2 separate regions of the Homo sapiens genome follow, and region 1 is linked to region 2. The links are chromatin loops, found by intact Hi-C in ENCODE. Cell type or tissue: HCT116. All regions are shown on one strand. Links, peaks and the distances in the headings refer to the core of each region. The heading gives the core; the rest is flanking DNA. Region 1 overlaps ERCC6L2-AS1 (ERCC6L2 antisense RNA 1). Region 2 overlaps ERCC6L2 (ERCC excision repair 6 like 2).

The links. A loop is a pair of places that touch in the nucleus more often than their neighbours do. Peaks named below come from ENCODE experiments on the same cell type or tissue, not always from the same donor. Only the 100,000 strongest peaks of a DNase experiment are listed, where the experiment ranks them.
Region 1: a loop joins it to region 2, with 5 times the contacts of the local background. A loop is called at or near these places in 2 of 110 quality-filtered maps.

Annotation. Positions count from the first base shown.
Region 1 is chr9:95,856,043-95,858,962 of GRCh38, reverse strand. All of the region lies in intron 1 of ERCC6L2-AS1 (ERCC6L2 antisense RNA 1), which reads left to right. Among named protein-coding and RNA genes, the nearest start is that of ERCC6L2, 18 kb to the left of the region's middle. In HCT116, for the core only: no CTCF peak of the experiment used is centred there; a DNase peak (open chromatin) is centred at 1,566; H3K4me3 peaks cover 386 bases; H3K27ac peaks cover 973 bases.
Region 2 is chr9:95,906,659-95,909,578 of GRCh38, reverse strand. ERCC6L2 (ERCC excision repair 6 like 2) reads right to left here. Exons shown (of 19, transcript NM_020207.7): 4 at 2,308-2,501. Among named protein-coding and RNA genes, the nearest start is that of ERCC6L2-AS1, 32 kb to the right of the region's middle. In HCT116, for the core only: a CTCF peak has its summit at 1,565; no DNase peak of the experiment used is centred there.

The sequences.
Region 1 (2,920 bases), core at 268-2,767, 51 kb after region 2:
AGACTTCAAACTCAGAGCAGTTGTCTATGGAAAGGGGAATGGGAGAGGGAACGGTAACAGAATGAGGTGAAAAAGGAATAAATATCTAAATTAAGTGTTTTGCTTCAACTCTAATGATCAGGTGATATGAACTGAGGAATATGATTAGTTCAACTCTGGCACTGAGGTCATTTGAAAATATTGATAACATATAATATCTGTATTTGATGAATGTGCAGTGTAAATGAGGAAGATGACACAAGATTTACTTTATAGTAAAAACATGCTGAGTAATATAAGTCAAGTAAATGTAGGTGTGATCAGAGATTAGTGTAATCAGAAAGAAGGCATTCTGGAAGAGATAAGCTTTTAGCTGGCATTGAAGAATAGTTATATTTAGATGTGTCAGTTAGATAAAATATTATTCTACACAAGGTAAACTTTGAGAAAAGTCAGAAAATGGAAAAAGTTCATGTCAAGTGTGAAAAACCAGTGATTAAGTTTTGCTGGAGTATTTGCGCCTGAAGGGGATTAGTGAGAGAAAGGGTTCCTGGAAGATTTTAAAGGTGAGGCTAGAGAGTCCAGTTATTCCAAGGCAGTAGAGATCCACTGAAGACTTTATAGCAGGAGAGTGACATCCCAAGGACACAGGGGTCATTGCTGATGCTCCCAAAGTGCCTGCTGATCTGAGCTGCCAGGGTCATTTGATTAGTATCAATGACTTCAGGGACTCATCTAGAGTTCTCACATTTCCTTGTACTTCATTTGACTGAAGAATAAAGGACTTAGAAAATTGGAGCCCTAAGAAACAGTGAAAATAAGTCTGGGAAAATCCCTGGAGCCTAAAATTAAGCTCTGCCTGTTCTTGGTTTCTTGTTGCTCTCTGGCAACTTCATTAAGTTTCTATTCCTCTTTCCACTCCAACATATTGCAGCCCTTTGATGCCTTTAGATTAGCAAGTTCAACACCTTCTTTGGACTGTAGGTATGAAGACCCAGTTTTGAGCTAGGCTGACATTGGACAAGCTGCAAGGCCAGCAGTTCCTGCATCAGGTCAGCACAGGGAAGTAGGTATTAAAGAGCTGAGCCAGAGCCCTGGGTGCCAGGGCTGGGAAGAAGGCTGGTCTGGCAATCTCAGAATGGCATGGTATTGATAGGTGAGAGCAAACACTCATGATTATGGAGGTCTAACTTGAAGTTGCCAGGTTGTCGTGACCTACAGACTTAGTCTCATTGTTCTTTAAACTTAGTTTGAAAATTTAGAAAGCAACAGAATGAAAAAAGTTCCGCTTAGTTATCTTGCCTTCTCTTGTCACTCAGGTGAGAATGTGAATGCAACTGGACTCTTTTTCTCCTTGCCCAGTTCCTACACGTAAAGATTCCTTTACCAGGAACAGCCCTTAAGTCTTTCATGTCAGTTGTTTAATTCTCTGGAAACTGACCTCTGTTTCCCCATATCCTTCTTGCCTAACTTGTAGATTTCCTGGAGTTTGTCTCCCTGCAGCTGAAATTCTGGCAGCCAATAGGGGACTCAGCCTCACCCCAGTCTCTAGAATCAAACCAGGTATTAATAGGAGGGATTAAGTTGCTGTGACTCAACGCTTAGGCACTCTAGCAGCAAAGATGCTTGATGTTGTCCAGCCCTGATCTTGGGCCCCAGTTTTCACAACAGGCTTCTATCTTGCTCCAATCTGCTCTTTACACAGCTGCAAAAGCCCCTGCCTTGGCAACGTTCCTGGTAACAAGATCCCTCTGGGGAATGGCTCAGCCTTGGTCTTCCACTCCTCCTCCCCCCCATCACTTCTGCTGCCCCTCATATACTGAAGCCTTGCCCTTGAACACTGTCTTCTTGATATTTACACGTTGTGCTCAGTATGATGCTTGGGTCACAGACGATTAGTAAAGACATGAACTATGTTCATCATTCCTAGGGGGAAGGGGAAGGGCCAGGGTTCACTAAAAGGGTGTCATTCATTGCTGATGTCCTAGAAACTGCAAACTGCCAATTTGAGTTTAGGAAACACCTATTATTCTACCTTGATTGTATCTAAAAATGGGGTGAGAAGGAAAGTGGTTTAGTGAACTCCACCCTCAGGAATAAATGCAGAGGGCAACACCTCAGTGAAGTGTGGTGGTCTGCAATGTATATTTCAGACATCTGCCATTCCATGTCCTAGGTATGTACCTCTACCCTGCCCTTGGAATAGGAAAGTAGTCCTTGTATTCAAGCCAAATTGATATTAGGAGATCCACATATGATCTTATCAGGGACACTACAGTCTGTACTCTCTTTCTTTGCTGCCTTTCAGGGAACATATACCAGACCTAGAACACTGATGACTATTCAGGAAAGGTATGGAAGAGTGGGCACAAGGTGGGACCCTGACTATTTTCTGGAGTCACCACCAGCTGGGACCCAGTTCTGCTGACTGTTGTAGTCCTGTTGTAACAATTGCTTTCATGTTTGCTAAAATAAATAAATATCAATGTGTTTAACCAATAATGATAACCACTTTGCTTTTTGGCAAATCCTAAAGAGATAAAACTAATTCATATAATTTAGCGGGGAGAGAAAAAGGCACACACAAAAGTCTCATCCTCCTAGATCCATTTACCATCTTGAAAGGGACAAGTAACAGATAACTTGTTAATTATGGAAGGATTCTATAACCTTACTCACTTCTACCAGATTGGTTACTTCATTATCCTATTTCTTTTCAGAGATCAGGAATAAGATCCTTAAATTTTTTAGGTTTCTGTGCTTATCTACAGATGTAGAAGAAAATGCAAAATGAGGGAGATTATGCAGTGGTATGAAACAAAATCTGAAGGGATAGAAAGGATGGCTGAGTTGCTGGAGAGGAAAGAAAGCTGAGTTCCTGGGGCCTGCTTTGAAGATGAAAGGAAGGCACCAGGAGATAAACTGGGCCAGAGATAGGTCT
Region 2 (2,920 bases), core at 328-2,827:
GCGACACACACAAAAGGGTGCTTCCTGTATAATACCATTGACATGCTCCGTAATAGCTTAAACTCACCTATAAGTGGCAGAAATTAAAATCAGTAGTTGCCCAAGGTGAGGGTTGAGGAAAAGCCACTGTAAAGAGGTAAAAGAAAAGTCCTGGGATGATAAAAATAGTTTTTACCTTGTTTGGGATAGTGATTGCACTCATTTGTCAAAACTAGGAGTCAGTATACTACTGCCCATGGCCAAATCCAGCCCGTGGCCACTTTTGTATGGTCAGTAAGCTAAGAATAGTTTTTACATTTTAAAGGGTCATAAAAATAAAAAAGAAGAATATGCAACCGAGACTATATGTGGCCCAAAAGCCTAAAATATTTACTATCTGGCCCTTTACAGAAAAAGTTTACCAATCCCTGGTCAAGATTCATCAAATTGTATTCCTGAAATGGCATAATTATTCTACACAAATTAACTCTCATTAAAGTTGATTTTAATACAACTCTCCAGCTGGGCTTGAGGGGCTAGTTTTCACAAAGACTGATTTAATTCATCCTCTGTCATTTTCCAGATGGGCTAATTTACCCAAAGCCACATGGCTAATTAGTGATTTTTTTACTCTCTTTTTTGTGTGCTCATAAAATTTGAGACAACTATCAATTGTTCATCATTTTCATCCTATGCTAAATCATTTTAATGCTGATGTGAAAGTATCACCTTAAAAAAATTACCAATTTTCTAAACTTCGGTTGACTTTGGGGGAATATCATTAACTCCTTCATTAGCAGTAGTTCAAATTGAGTATAACTATAATGTCTAAACATTTTAAAGACTTACTAGATAACTGTTTCTAATGCCATGCTTTAATCTTCACCTAAAAGGTATAAATTGTATCCCTGTAGAGACAAATCTAGGCTACAAGCAGATGGAAACTAATGATTTTACCAAGGCCCAGCCTACTGCTGGAACAACTATGAAGACTTCAGACCTCACTACCATGGTCCCGTGACCACATTACTATAAAAGCCTTGTATTGGTTTGCTAGGGCTACCAAAATAAAATACCACACACTGGATGGCTTAAAACAACCAAAATTTATTTCCTCACAATCCTGGAAGCTCGAATTTCAAGAGCAAGGTGTCAGCAAATTTGGTTTCTCCTGAAGCCTCTCCCCTTGGCTTGCAGATGACTGCCTTCTTGCTGTGTCCTCACAAGTCCCTTCCTCTGTGGTGTGTGTGTGTCCTTGGTGTCTCTTTCTCTTCCTATAAGGATACCAGTCATACTGGACCCAGGCCCCACCCAATCAGCCTCGGTTTTAATCACCTCTTTAAAACTTAATCAAAGAGACCTGTCTCTAAACACAGTTACATTCTGAGGTGCTGGGGTTGAGACCTGAACATTTAAATTGTGGAATGGGGGTTGAGGAGAAGCGACACAATTCAGCACATAACAAGCCTCTTAATTGGTCCTTCTCCATTCAGCTTGGCTCTCCTTTATCTGCACACACAGAAGCTAAGGTATTTACAAAGTGCAAATCTGATCATTTTTATCCTATCGGTAATCTGCTGACAACACTGTAGGGGGCACTCTATTGCTCTCAGGATAAAGATCAAAATCCTCAAAGTACCTTCCAATACTCTCTATAATCTTTTCCCTGCTTATCTCACTGGTGTTACCTCTTGGCCACTTCTCCCTCACACTCTATGCTACAGTGGGTGTGTGGGTGTGGGGGTGTGTGTGTGTGTGTGTGTGTGTGTGTGTAGTTTTTGCCCCTCTATATTCACAACAGACTCCCATAATTGAAATAATTCATGAAAATTACTGACCTAGTTCAGAGGCAGTGTCTGCATAAAAGGCTGTACATGAGATTTAGGACAAGTCTTATCATTCTTTAACAATCAGTGTTTGAAGAAGTATCCTGTATTCAATGTAAGAAATAGAATAAGAAGTTCTAGAAAACCTGATGCAGGTTTTTCCTTCTCAGAGAGTAAGTTATTATGAACTAAATATTTCAATAATTCTAAAATGAAATTAAATCAAGCAAAGGAATCATCATTATTCCTTTTTAAAAAATCACAATATAGGCTTGGCACGGTGGCTCACACCTATAATCCTAGCACTTTGGAAGGCTGAGGTGGGTGGATTGCCTGAGCTCAGGAGTTCGAGACCAGCCTGGGCAACGTGGCGAAACTCCGTCTTTACTAAAAACACAAAAGCAAGACTCTGTCTCAAAAAAAAAAAAAAAAAAACTCTTAATATAAAGGGATGTAAGTAGACTATTAATACAATCATTCCTATTCCTATTATTCCCATTACCTGTTAAGTTCATCCAGGCATAAGCGTAGTGTTTCATAAGTTGTTAGAGCAATTTCACATTTCCTCTGCTTTACACGAATTAATTCATTATCTTTTCTGTTTCCATGTAAAACAGTGACTCTGAAATATCCCCAGGTGTCCAATTCATCCTTCCAGTTGTAGAGGACAGAAAGAGGAGCAACTATTAAGAACATCTAAAACAAGAATAAAAAAATTTTGCTGTTTTTTAAAAACTGAAAAAGAATCCCAAAGTGAAATCCACAATATCAATATCAATAGTCCTCTTCCTTAATTTTGACATCTAGTTAGTAACAATAAATACAACTGAGTGATTAGCTATATCTGGACATTGAAGATTCTCAAAAAATAATTTGCTGTTTAATTAGCTTTTTATCAGGACAAGACAGACACCTAACCTTGCTCAAAGAAACACGTGTTTTTTATTTCCCCCTACCAAAAAGGCACTGAGAAATGAGAGAGAAGTAACTTTCCAAAAGAGAGAAAAGAATAAAATCTGGATCCCAGTAATAGCTTCAAAGGCCAAGTGGGTAATGTACATACACAAGCAGGCCACGTGTTCTTGAAATATATGGTCTCCTGGAGCTCTCTTTCC